Regions from separate parts of the Mus musculus genome. Here region 2 is linked to region 1. Evidence: chromatin loops called from intact Hi-C (ENCODE). Cell type or tissue: heart. All regions are shown on one strand. Links, peaks and the distances in the headings refer to the core of each region. The heading gives the core; the rest is flanking DNA. Region 1 has its middle 19 kb from the start of Abcc9. Region 2 holds the start of Gm38920 (a long non-coding RNA gene).

The links. A loop is a pair of places that touch in the nucleus more often than their neighbours do. Peaks named below come from ENCODE experiments on the same cell type or tissue, not always from the same donor. Only the 100,000 strongest peaks of a DNase experiment are listed, where the experiment ranks them.
Region 2: a loop joins it to region 1, with 2.4 times the contacts of the local background. A loop is called at or near these places in 3 of 42 quality-filtered maps.

Annotation. Positions count from the first base shown.
Region 1 is chr6:142,716,127-142,726,261 of GRCm38, forward strand. No RefSeq gene overlaps it. Among named protein-coding and RNA genes, the nearest start is that of Abcc9, 19 kb to the left of the region's middle. In heart, for the core only: CTCF peaks have their summits at 2,333 and 4,741; no DNase peak of the experiment used is centred there; H3K27ac peaks cover 380 bases.
Region 2 is chr6:142,540,200-142,550,334 of GRCm38, forward strand. It overlaps Gm38920 (a long non-coding RNA gene), which reads right to left and starts at 4,519. Exons shown (of 3, transcript XR_869569.1): 1 at 4,456-4,519; 2 at 3,601-3,762; 3 at 2,353-2,511. In heart, for the core only: no CTCF peak of the experiment used is centred there; a DNase peak (open chromatin) is centred at 5,102; H3K4me3 peaks cover 434 bases.

The DNA.
Region 1 (10,135 bases), core at 470-8,469:
AACAAGGCCACACCTACTCCAACAAGGCCACACCTCCTAATAGTGCCACTCCTTGGGCCAACTACCACAACAGAAGTACTGGCTGGTTTTGAGTCAATCAGAGAGAAAGGAGCCTCAGTTGAGGAAATGCCTCCATGAGATCCAGCTGTCAGGCATTTTTTTCAATTAGTGATCATTGTGGGAGGGCTGAGCCCTTTGTGGGCATTGCCATCCCTGAGTTAATTGTCCTGGGATCTACAAGAAAGCAGACTGAGCAAGCCATGAGGAGCATGCCAGTAAGCAGCACCCTTCCACGGCCTCTGCATCAGCTCCTCCCTCCAGGTTCCTGCCTTGCTTGAGTTCCTGTCCTGACTTCCTCCAGTGATGGAGAATGATCTAGAAGTGTAAGCCTAATAAGCTCCTTCCGCCCCAACTAGGTTTTTGGTCCTGGTGTTTTGTTGAAGCAACAGAAACCCTAACAAAGACGACAGGAGTCCAGGAAGACATAGAGAAGCGTAGGTAAGGCTCAAGAAATCAAGTGAGGTGAAAATCATGGGCATGAAGCAGCAGACTAAGGAATTTACTTTTTCCTTATAAAGTCGATCAAAAATTATGAAAGACTGAAAAAAATTGAAAACTCATAAAATTGGGGTGGGGGAGGCCGTCTAAGCTGTGTTTGAGGTAGATGATGCTAATGGCAACCTGAAGGCTGGTCAATGGAGAAGAGACTGGCTTATGTGTGGATGCCTACTAGCTACAAGACCTGTGCTTGGCTTGCAGAGAGCAGAAGGGCAAGAACTCAGAGAGAGAGAGAGGAGATGCCTGACAATAGACCCAAAAAAAATGCTAACTGGTGTGAAATAGTAAGGAAGGGGGGGGAGCATCTAGGGACTTAAGCCATTGTTCTATGGCAAGGTTCTAACTACAGGGAGGTTCTTGAAGCCCTTGAGAATGTTAACAATAACAGACTAATGACTGAAGGATGCATGAGAAAGTGAAGGTTTTCTCACTAAGGAAAGAAATTATAGAAAAATAGATTTTGAGATTCAAGGAACAATGTGAACAAGACCAACAAAAATGGTCGAGCTGAGCTGGAGAGGTGGGTCAGTGGTTAGAGGCACTTGCTGCTCTTCCAGAGGACCTGGGTTTGAGTCCCAGCAGCCACATCTTGGCTCACTCCCATCTGTAGTTCTCTCTCTTCAGGGAACAATAGTTAATTCAGTAAAAAACAAATGATGACTCTGAGGGGGTTCTATAGAATTAAATGGACTTGACACGTTTGGGCACAGATCCAAGACTATTTGGTGTTATAAACAGCAGTGTTTTAACTGTACACACAACGTTTCCTGTTCTGATAGGAACAGATTAATGTTTAATTAGTAGACTAATTACAAAAAAAAAATATTTCATTTCTCTTTCCCGTGCCACTTCTCACATTAAGACCATGTTTGTTTAAACTGTATCTGTTACAATATTTGGTTTGAAAATTGTCTCTGAGTTGCTGGCTTGAATTTCATAAAAGATTGTTAAATGAATTTTGGCTTGGGATTATGACAGAATATCCTACAATTTCTGAAATGGCCCAAAACACGTCTTGGCTGTTTTATAGTACATACTATGCAAAGAAGTGTTCTCAGCATAGACGATTATAAAATCAAGGTATCGATCAACTCTTAAAAATATTGAAGATGTCCTATGTTCTGTGGTATCAGATGTTCAGCCCAAGATTTAGCACTTTATGTGACAATAAATAAGTACATCCACGTCACTAGTAAATTCACTTTCATCTCTAATACATGGTAGAATGGTGTGTATACCACGTTTATCTATAAGGAAATAACATGAATATCTCATCTCTCCCCAGTGTCTTCTATTATCCTTTGAGCCAGAGTTTGCCACATTCCACTCCCTATCTTCTTATGGCTCCCTGGTTTCTTTCTCTCCCTGGAGCCTCCTCTTTTTCGGGACCTTGGCACTTGCTGTCTCTTTGCCTGGAAAACACTACCGTTACATTCCAATCTGCTCTGTGTTTGTACAAAAAGTGTCTGTTGAGGATCAGTTTAATTCTTTGCCCTTTCTTAAGCCCCGAGAGACAGTGATGGATCAGAATAGACCAGAAAAATAATACTGCTCTAATGAGCTTTGCGCTTGTGTAGCCGCGGTCACTGAGCGAGGCCCTCTCTGCACTGATGGGTGTTGTTGTGCCTTCTGCTTTATCTCCTACTACTCAGTTTCTTCCCACTGTTGTGTCTGTCTTGTCTGTCTTACCCATCTGTTACCCCAAAGGAAGAGATGTCTCGGGGATCTGTGTGTTCAGGGGATATTTGTCAAAAGAGTAAAAGGAGTGAATGAGATTTGTGAAAGTGCCCCAGAGGTGGAAGTATGTAATTACACTCTAGATACAATGTAGGACGTTCCCTGCAGCAGTGTGTGTGTGTGTGTGTGTGTGTGTGTGTGTGGTATGTGGTATGGTGTGTGTATGTGTGGTGTTTGTATGTGGTGTGTGTGTGCACGTGTGTGTGTGTGTTTGGTGTTTATGTGTGTGGTGTGTATGTATTGTATGTGTGGTGTGTGTATGTGATGTGTGTGTGCATGTGTGTGTGTGTGTGTGTGTGTGTGTGATGTGTGTGGTGTATTTGGTGTGTGTGTGTATTGTGTGTGTGTGTGTGTGTGGTGTGTGTGTGTGTGTGTGTATTGTGTGTGTGTGGTGTGTGTGTGTGTGTGTGTGTGTGTGTGTGTGATGTGTGTGGTGTATTTGGTGTGTGTGTATTGTGTGTGTGTGTGTGTGTGGTGTGTGTGTGTGTGTGTGTGTGATGTAAAGGCAAGAGAGAAGATGCTGCAGAAGGGCAGAGGTTATCATCAGGTCTGGTAGGAACAAGATATAAAGAGCAAAAGTGCAGAACAAACATTCAACCCTACAAACAGACCGCACATCGAACAGCTGTGTCCATCTAAGACGCAAAGTCCCAATGTCTTGTTGAGATTTGGTTTACAGAGCAGCCTTATTCCATCAGAAAACAAAGACCCTCTGGTTATACTTACTTATTTTTAAATTTTATTGTTTTATGTGTATGAGTATTTTCCTAACTATATGTATGTGTACCATGCATGTACCAGGTGCCTAAGGAGGTCGAAAGGAAGTGTTGGATCCCCTGGTTTTATAGTTACAGAATGTTGTGAGCTCCAAGCGGGTGCTGGGAACAGAACCTGGGTCCTAGCAAGAGTAACAAGTGTTCTTAACTAAGGAGCTACCACTCTGGCTCCTATAATTGCTTATTTTTATAGCATGGTTTTAATGGACATAATATCTTAAAGGCTGCATGGTCTGGAGTGTAGCTCCGTTAGTATAGAGATTGCCTCGAATGCATGAAGCCCTGGGTTCAATTCTCAGCACCACATAAACTACACATTGCACACACCTGTAATCCCAGGACCCAGTACCTAGAACCTTGTCTCTGAAACCTACATAATACCCAAGGTTGTTAAGGACATTTTCTGCTTTACCTAAGCCTGAAAACAGATGTTCAGCCATTAAAACACTCAACGTTAAAATTCAGTTATGTACGAAATAAGCGCGTGTTTCCTTGTAGCTGGTATCAAGCTCACTTGTAATGGAGTACTCACGTAGGTCTCCACGTAAGCTTTCATTATGCCACCTGTCAGCATAGCTGACATGAACTGAGTACTCCTCACACTCAAGATGTATTCTACTCATAATTCTCAATGACTCTTGCTTCAGGACACGTAGTCACTCAGAGTCACATGGTTAGAAAGCATGTGGTGTTTGGCTCACAACCTGTATCCTCCTATTTTTTTTTAGATCTATTTTATTCATATTTGTGTGTGTGTGTGTGTGTGAGTGTGTGTGTGTGTGTGTGTGTGTGTGTGTGTGTGTGTGTGTGTGTGTGTGTGTGTGTGTGTGTGTGTGACACAATACCCATGGAGGCTAGAAGAGGGTGTCATCTCCCTGGAACAGGAGTTATAAGAAGCTGTGAGCTTCCTGATTTGGGAGCTGGGAACTGAACCCTCTGTAAGAACATCAAGCTCTCTTCCTCACCTCTCTCCCCACAGCTGTTCACATTAGCTCACACTACCTATGTTCTTCTGCGCTCCTCACCAAGCCTTGTCACCTAGCCTGTGGAAACACACTGCCTAGCTTTAAGTCATCACTGTGTTGCTTCTATGATGCTTCTTGTCACATTGACACTCGGCCACTGATGACATCCTCTGATCTGGACCCTACACTTGGAATTCATGGTCAGAGGCAAGGTTAGGATCATAGTTGAATGTTTTTATAGGAGTGAGAGAGAATTCCATTTTCCATCAAGTATCAGTGAGATATCAGTGTCTCCTCCGGTGTCGGTGGGAACCCCTAGGGGTGATGTGGGATTTTCTTCCTGGTGTTGTCCATGGTCAAACTATTGTTTGCTCACTCTGCCTTCTTCTGACTGTTTAGCAGCTCGCAGCAGGAAGCCTTAAGTGTGATGCACTCTGATTTCCTGCATTCTGCTTAAATCGGGGACTCCACTGTAGACCTTGATATTTTTTTTTTCTTGAAAAGGCCTTTGGCTCTCCAGAAGGATCCCCAGCTTTCTCTATCTAACCTCACAGCGGGGCTGCCTCACTAGCAGACCCAAGCCTCTCACTGGCTGTTTCACACCCGGCCTTCCGACCACTCTCTCTGTCCTTTTGTAGCGTTCAACCTTGGTGACAACCTTGAAGCTCACATGTTCATAGCTCTTTGCTCTACTTGATGCTCCCTCTAGTGCTGACTTGAGAGACGTTCACTACTTGATTAGTTTAGCTGGTTAAACTGATAGAGGAGTTTGTAAGGATCACAACATTTACATACTGCGTGTGTGTTAGTTACTTATCCCATTGCTGTGATCAAAACCATGGCAAGAAGCAACTTAGGGGAGAAAGGGTCTATCTGGGCCCATGGTTTGAGGGTCCTGTCTGTGCCAGCCAAGCCTTCCCACCTCCTCACATTTGGGTGACCCAGAAACAGAAGAAAAAGGTGTGTTTGTACCAGTCCTCAACTCACTTGCTCCTTTGTGCCTCCTTAGTCAGTTCAGGACTCCAGACCATGAGACAATGCAGCACAATCAAGGTGTGTCTTCTCTCCTCAGACGACCACCTCAGTGATGCCCTCACAGACTCATTCACGTGTGTGCCTCTCTGGGACTCTAGGCATTTCAACCCAGTCGCGGTCTCAACCAGAATTAACCATTACAAAAAAGTTTCACAAACACACAGACATCTCACAATGAAAACCTTCCCCCATTTTTTTAATTGTTTGACCATTTCATATACATATATAATGAATATTAGATGTTTTCAGCCCAAATATCCACTCACAGCCCACTCCCTCTCACAGTGCCACCCTTTTTAGACAGCACCCTGCTGAGAGTTCATGCTCACACAGATGTATCCTTCCTGGAGCAAGGACGGGTTGCCAGTGCCCATGCTGCCAAGGAAAATGGCATCCTTCCCCAGCACTCATGACAAAATAGAGTGGCAAAGGACATTTTACAGATCCCAAGATTATCAAATGTACAATGTGTCTCTCATGGTCCTGCCCAAAGTTCTGTAAACATTTGTGTCACAAATAACATTATTTTGCTAGCCATCAAATGAAATCATGCATTTTGTTTCTTTTAACGTTTTCCGAAGCGCTAGAAACATAGTTCAGAGACATAGAAAGAACCAAGTTGGCAACTCCTAATTTAGCAGTGACTGACGTATGTTGTGTCCTTGGGCTTTCTGGTTTTCCTCACTGTTATGAGTGGTACTTCTGAGTTTCTGGCAACCCCGTGGTTCCTGGCATTGGTGAGGGCTGTTTGCCAAGTGAAGTCTCTTAGTGACAGCTCGCCTGAATTATTTCCTCAATGATTTGCTGTTGACTCCAGACGTGTCTTTGCTGTTCACGTTTCCTCTGTCTATATCCCCAAGTCCATGCAGCCCCATCCCAGAGTGAACATCACTTGATTCTGATTCCCTGGTCACTGGGAGGATCCTCTCTATAACCTTCCCTTGAGATCTGGGCCAGGACTCTTCACTACAGTAATACGAATAGAAAGGGACCTAAATTTAGGCATAAGAAGTCATGTACTAGTCAATGTAAGATGCCTACATCTTTTTTAAAAAGTCTGTAGGTGGTTTGGTCTTATTATTAGGGCTGTAGGGGGTTTGTTTTGTTTGTTTGCTTGCTTGCCTGATTGCTGGACAGGGTCTCATTTTTAGCACTGACTAGCCTAGAACTCACTAAGTAGACCATGCTAGCCTGGAACTCGTAGAGATCCACCTGCCTCTGCCTATTGAGTACTAGGGTTAAAGGCATGAGCCACATGCCCACCAAATCTTTTCGTATTATAAAACAATCTGCAAAACGTAAAGTTTGACAAGATCACTTTAGCTGGAGGAAATAATGTAGATATTCACCTGTGTCCTAGAAGGCCTTGTCAAAAATCCCTAGCGGTAGAGTGGCCTAGAACATTTGTGTATGGGCACATGTTTTCAATAGTTGAGGAAACATGGGTCTAATTTGAACATCCCAATGAGTCAGAGGAGTTTATATGACCATATTGGTTTCTATAGGGCAACTCAAGGAACAGTTGATTCTGGATCACAGAGAACACAGTCCATCATGATGGGAAAGGCGTGGAGGCAGGAGCATGAGGCAGTTGGTCACAATGTATCCCAAGTCAGGAAGCAGCGAGATGAACTGTGGCTATTTGAATATGCTTGGCCCAGGAAGTGCCACTATTAGAAGGTGTGGCCTTGTTGGAGGAGGTGTGGCCTCGTTGGAGGAGGTGTGGCCTCGTTGGGGGAGGTGTGGCCTTGTTGGGGGAGGTGTGGCCTTGTTGGAGGAGGTGTGGTCTTGTTGGAGGAGGTGTGGCCTTGTTAGAGGAAGTGTAGCCTTGTTGCAGGAAGTGTGTCCCTGTAGGGGTGGATTTTGAGACCCTTCTCCTAACTGCGTAAGGACACCCTGCTCCTGGCTTCCTTTGAAAGTTCTATAAATCTATAGAACTCTCAGCTCCTCCAGCACCATGCCTACCTGAATGCTGTCATACTTCCTGCTATGATGATAATGGACTGGACCTCAGAACCTGTAATCTAGCCCCAATCAAATGTTGTCCTCTATAAGAGTTGCCTTGGTCATGGCGTCTGTTCATCGCAGTAAAACCCTAACTAAGCTGCGGATGCTTGTGCTCCCTTTCCCGTTAACTCAGGCTGGGACTCCGGTCTGATGGATGAGACGGGGCTCCAGACTGAGGGACGAGGTTCCCCCATTCAGGATGGGTCTCCCCTTCCGAACAGTTAAAGCTTTCCAGAAACATTCCTGCAGACAGTTGAAGAGGTGTGTTGTCATGTTGATTCTAAAAATCAATCAAACTAACAATGCATGTTAATCAACAAGAGTGTTTAAGAATGACCACCTAAGGTTCACAATCCATTTTCAGAAAAGATTCAGTTTGGGCTGTTATTTTATAAACACTATGAAGCTGAGACATGCCCCTCTCTTCCTTTCCATGCTTTTCCTAATTTCTCAATTTCTTGTTGGATTTGTCTGATTAATATCATTTTCTTTGAATCTACAAAGCTAAAACAGTCTGTACAGACATACAGAGCTGACTTGGTGAATCGGGGCAGGAATTAGGCGAGAAGCTGGCCAAGGGAACTGAAACAGAGGCCTGGGGGACAGTGCTCACTGGCTTGCTCTCCATTGCTTGTTTGTCTGTTTTCTTCAACCACCACATCTGCTTGCTCAGGGACCTGGCTGCCCACAGCTGAGCCCTCCTGCATCAATGACCAACCAAGATGATGCCCCACGGACTTGCCTACAGGACAATATAATGGGGACACTCTCTCAGCTGAGGTTCCCTCTTCCCAGATGCCCCTACATTGAATTGGATTGATTTAAAAATAATAATAATAACCAGGACAATTATTTTTAGATTTTTGGAGCTACTGCTATCAGTGTAGTCTTTGATGTGAAGAGGATAAAAAAAAAAAAAAAAACATAAGACCAGATTTGCATACAAGGAGTGCCAGACCCTGCCTTTTGGGTTAGTGATCTATAAAGAAGAATTAAGTGGGGTGATCCTATGAGTTAAATAAAATAGATGTTAGAAATATTGTAGTGAGACACAAAGAAGGAGGCTATTCCTAAATGTTTGCACTTTAGGAGTGTTTATTTCAATTTTAATGGTCCTATTAATTAATTCCAGAGAATTTTCCATTACTACTGCACCATCTCATAAATCACAAGGTTTTAAACTGGGCACTTTGGTCTACACTCACAGTCACTTGGGAGGTGGAGGCAGGAAAGTCAGAAGTTCACAATCATCTTTGGCTACATAGTGAGTTGGAGATCGGCCTGGGATATATGAGACTGTTTCTAAAACAACGGAAAAAAGATAACATCTCAGAGGAGGTACGGTGTAGCATAACCCAAATGTCCCTGCTCAAATAATCCTGGCGGCAGTGCACGTTCCTTGCTACCCACCCCAGTGTCCTGGGTTTCCGAATGAAACACACACACACACACACACACACACACAGACACACTCACCCTTACATTTTAATATGCCTTGAAGAGCTCAGTGGCTGGGCCACTTCCTAACCTCCACGTGGCTGATGTTCTTTCTGATAGTACCAATTCATCACTTACTAAATGCTATATTCCATCTTGGCTGCCCCAGAGCCAGACCTACAGCCTCCTGGGTCCTGATCCCTGGCTCTTCCACGTTGGCTGTCTCTCTCTCCTGTACTTCTCGGGCGTGGCAGCCACTCCTTTCCCAGCTTGGTGGCTATCCCTTCCTAATCCCTTGGTCCCTTGCTCAGGAATCCTAAAAGTCCTGCTCCCATCACCCTGCCTGGCAACCTTATTTACCAATCAAAACCAACGAGAATCAGGGACCCTTGACGTCTTATATTCGAATTCTCATGCAATTTTGGGGACCCAATTAACATAATACAAGCATTAGACCAAACCCACAAAAGTATGGTCCCATCTGTGAGAATAAAATAGTCAGTATTATGAACATGTGACCTTAACAGTTTGTCTTTTTTCTGTGCCCATGAGAAAGAATCTTTGCCCACTCTTTGTTTAATTCTCTGCCTCAGATCGTGGCCTGTCCTTAAAATGCTGCTGCTGGTTTCCAGTGGCTTCTAGATCTTGAAAGTGCTTGCCTTTTAAGAGAAGGAAAGAGTGTTGATGTAACTCTGGGTTCCCTGGTCTATAAAGGACACTGAGACAGATGCTGAGCTCACAGTACCTCAGAGAGTGTGGTCCAAGCTGAGGGCCATACAGTCAGTTATGTGAATCATACAGACAGATCTCTGCACTGCCCCATCCACCTGCTGAAAAGTCCACCATCTACATTTGTGTTTCAAACTGCAGGAAGGAGACAAGAGCTGGGGCAGAGCAGCCAATGGGTGCGCACCAGCTGTTCTTCAAGGAAAGTTTCCAGAACTCACACATTTCCACTTCTTTTCATTGGCAGTGCTGGATGTGGTCAAGCAGAAATAGGGACCACTGAGCCAACAATCAGAGAACTCTGTAGGGCTCTGACCTTTTGAATGGATCGGTCCCTCCATATTCGTGGTTTAGTGGGCTTCAGGTGGGTGGCAGAAACTTTTGGTAAAAGTAGGTTAATGGAGCAAGATCTAGAAGAGGGGATGATGGTGTATGCCGAAAGGTACCTTGAAATTCGCAGGTGAGTGACAGGAACGTACCGTGGAATAGACCAAGCAATGGTCACCTCTCTCTTCCCTATAGAACATGAGCAGTGAGTTCCCCTCCAGTGAGCCCTAGGATAATATGCAAAGATTGTCACTCCTGACTCAGGGACAGCATGGGTTTAGAGCTGGCATCTAACTCCTCCTTCCAAGAGGCAAAGGGTTTTATTAAAGTGATAACTGAGAATTTAAAAGTATACTAGGGACCTGCTTTTGTCACTCCCCTTTCCTGTATTTTTCTTTTGTTTTTCTCGTTTTTCACCTCCACCCGTTCATTCTTCCCTATGAACTTTAGAATCACTATATTTTTTTTTATTATCCAAAGGAGTTAGGGTTTCAAAATGGTAATTTTTAACTTCTCAAGATAAGGTTTGGCCACAAGCCCTAGCTCGGGATGTACCTTGGCTGCTTG
Region 2 (10,135 bases), core at 545-8,544, 180 kb before region 1:
TACATGATTTTGACAGCTTTCCTCATACTGTTTATGTGGGATTTGAAAGGTTACAAGGACACATTTCATTTCCTCTGATAAAGGCAGGAAGTTGACAAAAGGGACCAGATGGCTTTTTCCTTGGGTCCCTTGTTACTGGAGACAAGAATGTCATTAGGACAGGAATCTACCCAGGAAATGCTCCTCTTTTTGCTCTTTTTATACCAGGATGACCCCATTGTGTCTTATAATTTGCTGACTGTGAATCTGCTGCAGGTGAGTCACGGGGAACCAGCAGCCTTCCATGGCGACAAGCGAATAGCAACAGGTTACGACTGCCATGCCTCAGTGGGAGAAACAGGCCTTCCAAAAATATCTTTAATAGGACAGCCTTTCTTCCGGCCCTTCTACTCCAATTTATCTGACCACTGTACAATAAACATATATAAATCCAATTTGAAAATTTTCAAGTCTTGTAAATGGGCCAGAAAATTTCAGGCCAGCTAACAATAACTGTGCTGAGCCATCTCTTGGCACCCTTCTCTAATACTTAACATCTTTCTCTGGGCAGTAAATGAAACAAGGGTCACAGGATTTAAATAGCTGATGTGGGTTTGCTCTTTGACACAATGGACTTGAACAGCAGTAAGCTGCTGTATAAGATGACTGAACGTCTTTTATTTCCAGAACTACGTGCCATATCCCAATGCTACTGTAATCATGGGAGATAAAAACGCTTTCATCATCAGAAACTGATAGCGCTACATCGTGAAGGCCTCATTCTGTGATGTTTATAAAGGGCTATTTAGAAGTTGGCAGTCGCTGCGGATGGGGCTTTAAAGGACGAGTAACATGGGTTTCACTTGAGCGTCTAGGTTCTTGTAGACTTGACCAAAGCTGAGGTCATTGGGAAAAGAAAAGTTCAACTGAGAAAGTTAGTGCCTAGTTTGTGCCTCCATCAGATTGGCCTGTAGGGAGGAAGTCTGTGGAGTCATTATCTTGATGAATGATTGCATGACAGTGTGGGTGATGCCATCCCTTGAAGGTGGCTCTTGTTGTATAGAAAAGTAGGCAGAGCAGAGCACAAGAATCAAGCCGGCAACTGGCTCCCTCCCTGCCTTCTCCTCTTGCTCCTGCTTTGAGTTCCTGCCCTGACTCCTCAGTACCCTGGGCTGCGATCAGGACCTGTACAACAATAAAGCCTGTCTTCCTTAAGTCCCTTTTGGTCACTGTTTTATCCCAGTAAACAAAGTAGGAAGCCATTTTCATTACAGTGTATAAACCTTTTGAACCTTGTATTAGACATTCATGTGGGAAAGAGAAATTTAAGCTGTTTTCATTGGTTTGCATGTATGCTGTCTGTATGTGTTCATGTGTGCATATAGTGAGTCTGAGTGTGTGTGTGTTTGTGTGTGCACACATGTGTGTATAGGAGCCAGAGATAGCACCAGGCATTTTTCTCAAACATTTGCTAACTTACTTTTTGAGAAAGGGTCTCTAATAGAATCTGGAATTGTCTGCATCTTTTGGATAGGATGGACAGTGAGCTCCAAAGATGAGTTTGTCTCTCCTCCTACCTCCAGCACCTCCTTGTTAGGATTGGGCCTAACTAGTCCCAATTGACCAAAAAGGGAGGCTGTTTTGATCCATTGTGTATGTGACAGGTTGAGTCTTTAGGATTCTGTCTAACGATGGAGATCAACATGCGGCATGTTAGACAGTAGGAGAGCACAGTTAGTGGAGGGAAAATTGTGCCCAGTCTTGTCCTAGTTTGTTTCCTATCAACTCCCCTTTATACCTCCCTCCCTCCCTCCCTCCCTCCCTCCCTCCCTCCCTCCCTCCCTCCCTCCCTCCCTCCCTCTCCCCCTTCCTCTCTCCTCCAGCCCTTTCTTCAGTAATGACACCAGGATACAACACTGCAGTCTTGGAAGGGACTGTGGATGGCTTATGTAGATGCTTTGATGTCCTGAGAAAGATTGGCAAGGGGCGGGGCTGGAATGCCCTACCCAGGGCAGAGAGGTAGCAGTGCCTTGGCCTGGGAGAGAGGTCTTCAGTTTTGAGGCTGCTTCCATTACTGTGTCTCTAGGGTGCTGAGGATCGTGTGTGTTACCCACCCTCCCAGCTGTGGTACACACCTACAAAGAGATATTACAAACTCAAGCACACAATATTTCACTATAACCCTGAACCATCATCCCACGGCCTCCACTTTGGCTGCCAGACAGAACCAGTGAATGAGGTTTTTTCCCAAAAATATAAGTTTCAGAGTACATTCTGAAAGTTCCAAAAGATGTTTTATTGCCCCCAAAGAACAGTTGAAAATGTAAACATGCTAAGCAGAAGTAATAAATCAAGGTTATTAACCCCCCAGGAAGGACGTCATGAAGTCTGTGAAGAACACCACACGGAATGTGTGTGACATGTACATTGTTGATCCTTCGAAATTCTTCACTCACCGAGGCTTTGTGGAGGGATCCTGGCACGTTGAGAGCCTTTTATGGATGGACACAGATCTGTTCAGAGTCCTCCTTCCTGGCTAGCACATGAGATCAGGATGGAGGACATTTTAGACCTTCCCAAATGTAAAAGATTAAACCTTAGTAAAAATAGCATATTTGTATAAAAATATCATGCACTGCAAACATTTCATTTGATGAATATTTTAAGGACGTGTTAAGGTTTCCAATACTCTCTTGAGTATTTTTGTATCTGACAAAGCCAGTGTATTTTAACATAAAACAGACGGGACATTCTGGGGAAGAGATTCTCCAGCTGTTCACGTGAGTGAGGACCGAGTGCAGAAGATCTGCCAAGAGTCACCTAGGGCCTCGTACATGCTAGCAAACATCTACCCTGAGCCACATCCCCATTCCTTAGAGCAGATTATTTGGTTCACGCCTGTTATGGTTTTAGTAGGAATTATGACCCATAGGCTCATGTTTGGATGCTTGGTAACCAGCTGGTGGTATTGCTTTGGAAGGTTGTGGAACCTTAGAAACTGGAGCCTTGCTGAAGGAAATGGACCAAGGGCGGGGGGAGGAGCTTGAGGCCTTCTAGCCCCATCTACTTCCTGTCTATTGTCTGCTTTCTGACCATGGACATAAAGTGGCCAGCTTTGTCACACTGTTGCCGCATGCCTTCCCCACCATCATGGATTGTACCTCTGTGACCTGTGTCCTCAATAAGACCATCCTCTTGAGTTGTTTCTTCTTGGATATTTGGCCACAGCAATAAGAAAAGTAACAAATACGTTTTCTCTCAAGGACTGAATGGGCAACAGGCTAAGATGGTAGGGTGCAGGGAAAGACTGCACAGGGAGGGAACATAGCTTCCTTCCTCTTCGTGCAGGGGAAAATAAAATAGGAGCACATACACCTTCACCTCCCACTGGACAAGTCGGAGGACAGAGAACTGGAGGGAGATGAGGGTAGGGCAGAGCAGCAAGGGTGCATGCGCAGTACTAGAGAAGCCAGGACCCCGAAAAGATTGTACCTATTGATCATGCCCTTTGTTAATTGATTAGATCCTTATTGAGTATGTGTCTCTGGGAACAGAATGATCTATAGCAGAATGATCTATAGCAGTAAGTATCTGGCACAGGGTAGAAGACTGACCACATACAAGCAAGTGAAGTTCTCATCTAAGTGGAAGTTAAATTCCAAATGCATGACACGGCTGTTGGAAGAAGGCTTCAAACAGCTGCATCTGAGGAGATATTTTCCCTGCAAACATTTGTTAAAGATAACAGGAAATCCACTTCCAGGAAGAATGGCAGAACGGATCCTGTGAGCACAGGAGAAAAAAAAAACAGTTATCAGGATATTTTATCAAGACCAGAGAGCAAGGAGTAAAGCCAATAAAACGTCCAGTTACAGAAGATGCCATGGCCTCCTGAGGCTAGGCAGGTCTGTGTGTCTGCTCATAGGATCAACAATGCCTCTGAGCAAAGGCACCGACTGGGATGGAAGCATAGAAGGGAAAAGTGTTCTCCACAGACCTGGGCTGTGTCCAGGGTCCTTGAGAACACATGTGCACAGAGATTCCATGCAATCCAGAGACCAGAGAGACTCTTCCCGGCTCTGTGTATGTCACGTCTCCTTTCTCCGTGCCAACTTGTCCTCAGAACTCAACTCTTTACCAGTCTCTTTCTTGGGTACTCACCCTGTCAATTTGTGATTGTGTGGTTGTGATTGTGTGGTTGTGATTGTGTGGTTGTGATTGTGTGGTTGTGATTGTGTGATTGTGTAGATAAAAGCAGACAAGGCTTAGGAAGCAGGGCTGTTTGTGGGCACACTCATCCATGTGTGGAGGTCACGACTAGCTGTTGGGTGCCTCCCTCCATTGCTCTTCATCTTATTTTTGGGGTCTCTCACTGAACCCACTTTGCCCATATTGGCTGTCTAGTGAGCCCACGGGATCTATCTCCTCCCCACAGAGCTGTGCTTACAAACGTCTGCTACCATGCCTGCTTTTTACCTGGATGCTGAAAATCCAAATCCATGTCTTCATGCAAGCAGGGATCCCCACGGAACCATCTCTCCACCCCACCCCACCTCCTCTTTCAGAAACTTCTATATATTAAAATTACAATCATGTAATTTCTTAAAGCCCCCAAAGAACAGTGTAAAATGAAAACATGCTGAAACATAAGTAATAAATCAAGGATTTATTAACCCCCCAGGAAAGACGTCACAAAGTCTGTGAATACCACATGGAATGTGTTTAGCGTGTTCCTTGTTGACCCTCTGAGATTCTTGAAGAGCATCCCCCAGTGATCTAAGTTCCTCACAGCGGGTCCCACCTCCTGGAGGTTCCAGGACCTTCCAGTACATCCTGGGGACAATGTCTTTAGCAGGGAGGTCTTGGGGGGACAACTAAGGTCTCAATGATAACACCACCCTTGGATTAAATACGCAACTAGCCCACCTGGGCTTGGTCACTGAGCCCTGCCCCAGTCAAGACAAAGGACTAATGTCTCCCAGAGGGCTTCAGGAGCAGCCCGCGAAGACGGACAGGCAGGGCGGCAAAGCGAGCACAGCGCCTCACATCCGGAAAATTATTAGACTTGTATACTCTAGCAAATTCTTTCCAGTCCACTTTTAGCCTGGCACTGCTCACACCACTGACTTTCAGGCTTGAGCAGGGACATGAGCCAATGAAAACGAACTGTAACTCATGGACGCAGGGATAAGAGCTCTTTGGGGGCGGAGCCAATGAAAAGGAACTGTAATTCCTGGATGGAGGGATGGGAGCTCTCTGGGGGGCGCACCGCTGTGATGCACACGTGGTGAGTGCCTGGGAATTGGTTTCACATGCATTTTGCCTGTGTGAAATACAGACGGTGAGGTTTTAGGTAGCAGAACACAGCTTTCTCTCACTTCCTGGTTCATTCACCGAATGGTTGATAGAATGATTTTTATGACTTTTGCTTGGCGTGTTAGAAAAATATACTAGGGGAATCACAACCATCACTAAATTTCTTAATTTGGCAGAATATTTCTAAATTCAAGCTCAGGGTAGGCTTCTAATATCAAGGCTCATGACTAACCATACAATTTGCGTATAACTATTGAACTATTCTGCAATTGTGGAGTGCATAGACATCTATTTTAAAAGTTATCTCATTTAGCCTAGGTGTTTCTTCTCTTTTCTTTTTATTCTTCCATACCTGGTGGTGACTTCCAAATGCTCACTTAGTAAACAAATCAAGTTTGTTGGATTAAAATCAAAGTCCCGCGTTAACTTTTCCACACGTCTGCATGTGCACTGTGTGGGTCACTGTACTTGAAAACTGGGCTCTCCTTGTCATTGACATTAAACTTGTGAAGAAAAGAATGTGATTTGTAGGTTATAGTCGATATGATGTCAGAACCTGCGTTTGCTCCGGAAGTAGCTCCAGTTGAAACCTCATACACTTAGATTGGAAGTACAACCCCAGAAAGAAAGAGAAAGTACAGTTTGGGGGTTCACTCGGTTAATTGGTTCTGAAAACAAAGGTTCTCGTTCATTTTGTAAATTTACCTTTCTACTTTAACACAGAACGCTGGATTTGAACATCAAAAGACAGCAAGAAAGTTGATCACTCAAACCATGATGAGGACAGTAAGTTCGTCTGACTGCAGTGTCCTCTGTGGATCTTGATCAATATTTATAGGTGAAAATAACCCGTGTTAGATCAGGGAAAAGTTTATCGATACTTTCAAGTTTTCTGCATTCCTAAGATTCTGAATTACAAATTTTCTATAATTATCTAATTGTGGTACTTAAAAGTCAGATGTTTTTTAAAAGATTTTTTTTTTTAGCTAAGTCATAGCACTTAGCCAAAACTTTCATGTTGTTTATCTTTATGTGCATATAAATGTATAATAATGGAGCTGGAGAGATAGCTTAATGGTTAAGAATACTGGCTGCTCTTCCAGAGGACCTGGGTTCAGTTCCCAGCAACCACATGGTAGTTGACAGTTCCAGAGGGGCTAACACCCTCTTTTGGCTGCCTTGGGCACTGTACACATGGTCTGCAGAGACATATATGCAGGAACAAAGACCCACGCACAGAATAAACAGATGGTCCTCCCCTGCCACCAGTCATTGGGGATTGTTGGAGGTAAGTCACTGGTTTGACTTGGTGATTTCCTTTTCACATATTTTCTCAGTTGCCTAAGCAAACAGTCTACTTGGTACCAGTAATTCCAACTTATTCCAGCAACTCCTTAAGATTGATACATTTTATATTTAAAGACTGTCAAAGCTAGCAAAGAGTATATAATAACTCATATGGTGAGGATTTATTATGCGTTAACTAATTGCATGTTTTAACCTAATGATTTCTATATTATTATAGAGAGACTTTTAGAGAATGTTTAGAGTTAATAAATGAGGAGATTTAGAATTATGATTAAAACACCATACAATGTCAAAGCATGTTACGACAGATGATCTGACGATAGTCCTGTGACTTGTTCATCAAAGTATCCATACATTTTATGCATTTATTTCTTTAGGTTAGTTTTTGTAGGTGTTTGTTTTGTGTTAGCTGTTGGTTAAGTGTTTTGTTCATTTTTGAGACAATGTCTCATGCGGCCAAGATTGGCCTCCAAATTTTTATTATATCTGAAACTGTCTCTGAATGCTTCATCCTCCTGCCTCTGCCTTCTGAATATTAGGATTACAAACGAGCACATGCTGCTCTGCAGACATTACATTTTAAAGGGTGTTGTTTATTTTTATTTTATGGGCATGTGTGTTTTGACTGCATGCATGTGCATACACCATGCCCATGCCTGCTGCCCAGGGAGGACAGACGAGGGTGTCAGATCTCTAGAATTGGGGTTATAGATGGTTGTGGTGCTGAGAAATGACCCTGGGTCCTTTGCTAGTGTCACCTGCACTCTTAATCACTGAGCCCCTCAGATATGTTTTTAGTATAGTATTCTATTGCCATCGTTACCTGCCCACAATCATATGCTTTCATCGTAACACCATCGTCTCTATCAAAGCTACCTAATCTGCTTCACCATGGCGGTGTTAGATCTTGTCATTTACTCCAATATACTGAGTAGTTATGCTTTTTTAAAAAAAAACATTTACTTATTTTCATTTTATGCATGTGTGTCTGTGTACCATCTGTGTGCTGTGGTGGAGGCCAAGGAGGGCATCAGATCTCCTGGAACAGGAGTTGCAGATGGTTGTGAGCCACCATGTGAGTAGTGAGAACTGAAACCAGGTCCTCTAGAAGAGGAGCCAGTACTCTTAACAACTGATAAATCTCTCTAGCCTAAAAACCATCTAGGTTTTCTATTTTAAAGTATTTAAAATGTGGGTGGGAGTACATGTGCAAGTCAGAGGATAACCTATAGAAGCCAGTTTTCTCCTTCTACCATATGGGTCCCAGGGATCACACTCAGGCTATTTGGCCTGATAGCAAATGTCTTTACCACTGAACCATCTCCCTGGAGCCCAAGAACTATTATCTTAAAACACCTTTTTTGATAACTCTAGCGTCTGTGGATCTGTTTCTGCTATCTGTTGTTTGGCTGAGTTGTTCCCATCATTCTGTCTTCTGATGTGTCTACGAAGGGCACACATTTTCTATGTAGGACCCTGTGTTACAAACTGCCTGCTTATGTCTTTGCAAGTTTTATTTCCTGAAATTAGAACCCTCAGTGGCGGGCATATAGTGTTACTAGATTGGGCCAATGACACTTGATGAGGTCCAAAGAATCTTACAAGCTTACACCCAGGGTTCAAACAATCCCCGAGTTTCTCTTTACACTATTGGGCTTGTCATCTCTGTCACCTTATGTGAACAGTATACATATTTGTGAAATGCCTCACAGAAACAACCTAAGGAAAGGATGACTCATTTTGGTTTATAATGCCAGAGGTATCACTCTACATTCCTGTCTCCAGTGCTCATGGCTCCATTAGGAAACAATGACAGTGAGACTTGAAGTTGAAGAGACAGAGGTTGAGCAAGACTGTAACTTCAAAGGCATGTCTGTAGTGACATACTCTTCAGAGTAAATGCAACCTCCTAAAGTTTCCAGAACCTTCCAAACACTGCCACTAGCTCGGAACTAAGCATTCAAACAAGAGTCAAGGGATTATTTTCTATCAATGTATAACATTCAACCTCTGGACTCCAAAGGTAGGTTCTTGACCATCTCATAATTTAAAATGTGTTTAATCAATCCATAAGGGTCTTAAAGTCTCTCTGAAACATCCAACCTATGGCCTGCAGGTCATAAGCATTTTAGAATAAACTGCGAATGAAGTTAACACATTTGCAGAAGACAACACCATGTCACAGGACCAAAGGTCCTACTAGATAAACTACTAGATAGTTCCAGTATTTGTGTGTGTGTGTGTGTGTGTGTGTGTGAGAGAGAGAGAGAGAGAGAGAGAGAGAGAGAGAGAGAGAGAGAGAGAGAGAGAGAGAGAGAGGTCCAAGGTCTTCTGCAAAACAAATTCTTAGTTGAAGACTACTGAAAATAAAAAAAGAAAATTACAGACTTCCCCTATATAATGGTACAGAATCTGATCAAAATCTACCAGGGTAATCATTAAATCCTGCAGGTTCATGTTCAGCATATGGACAAATGGTGCTATGATGTAAGCTGCAGAGGGCTTGGGCAGCCATGCCCTAGTGACATACTGGTTGCAGTAACAACTCCTGTCTCTGGGATGGCTGGGCTTTCCACCTGTTGGTTTCTTTAGTAGACGTGCTCCACTTCATCCTCATGGCTGCACACAGCACTCGCTTGGGAGCTCCCACAGGGAATCTCACTCTGCCACACATGGCCTTCCTGCATCTTTCCTGTTATCTAGCTGCAGAGACTGAGCTATACCTCCAGTCTCCGGCACTTTACATTATTCAGCACCTTTTAGACAGAGCCTCACCATGTAGCTCAGGTTAGCCTGAAACTATGCACTGGGGCAGGCTTCTAACTCCTGATCCTCCTCCTCAGCCTGCCACGTACTTGGGTTATAGACATGTACTACATCACCTGGATTCTTGGCTTCTTCCATGTAATCGATTCTTCAGAAATCAAGCTTGATTTAGCTTCAAATTTATGTGAACCTGTTAGACCAAACTAAACTTTTTCATGTCTTCCTGTTGTTTGCTCCCGCTTCTCTCTTATGCCATTAAAAACAGATCACAACAACCATGCAACTGCCCGAATGCTGTACAGTCTTCCCCTTCAAACTATCCTGCCTCAAAGTCTCAGGGCTTAAACAGAAAAGTTACTTCCCAGAATGTACTTGTGTGTCCTTGCCTAATTTAGTAGCAGGATCCCTGTTCTAGTTGGAACTTTATGAGTGTTCAGCACTATCTGCATCTTGATTGACATTCTGTTCTTGTGATATTTTGAACTCCTAACAGAATTACCTATTAAGCTGTGTGCATAGCATATTAGCTCAATTTTAACCATCATCTACAAACTTTCTATTTTGTACTCATACAAACCATTTCCCAAGGTATCTGCCAGGAATAGATGCAGCAACAACCCAACTCCTGGTACCAGTTTTCTATATTACTTTTCTCGTTGCTGTGAAAAATAGCAGACAGAAGCAACCTTTCCTCCTTAATCTTAGTTATCTCTATCACATACATCACAGAGATTATACAATCGAAATCACACTATATATGTGAGCT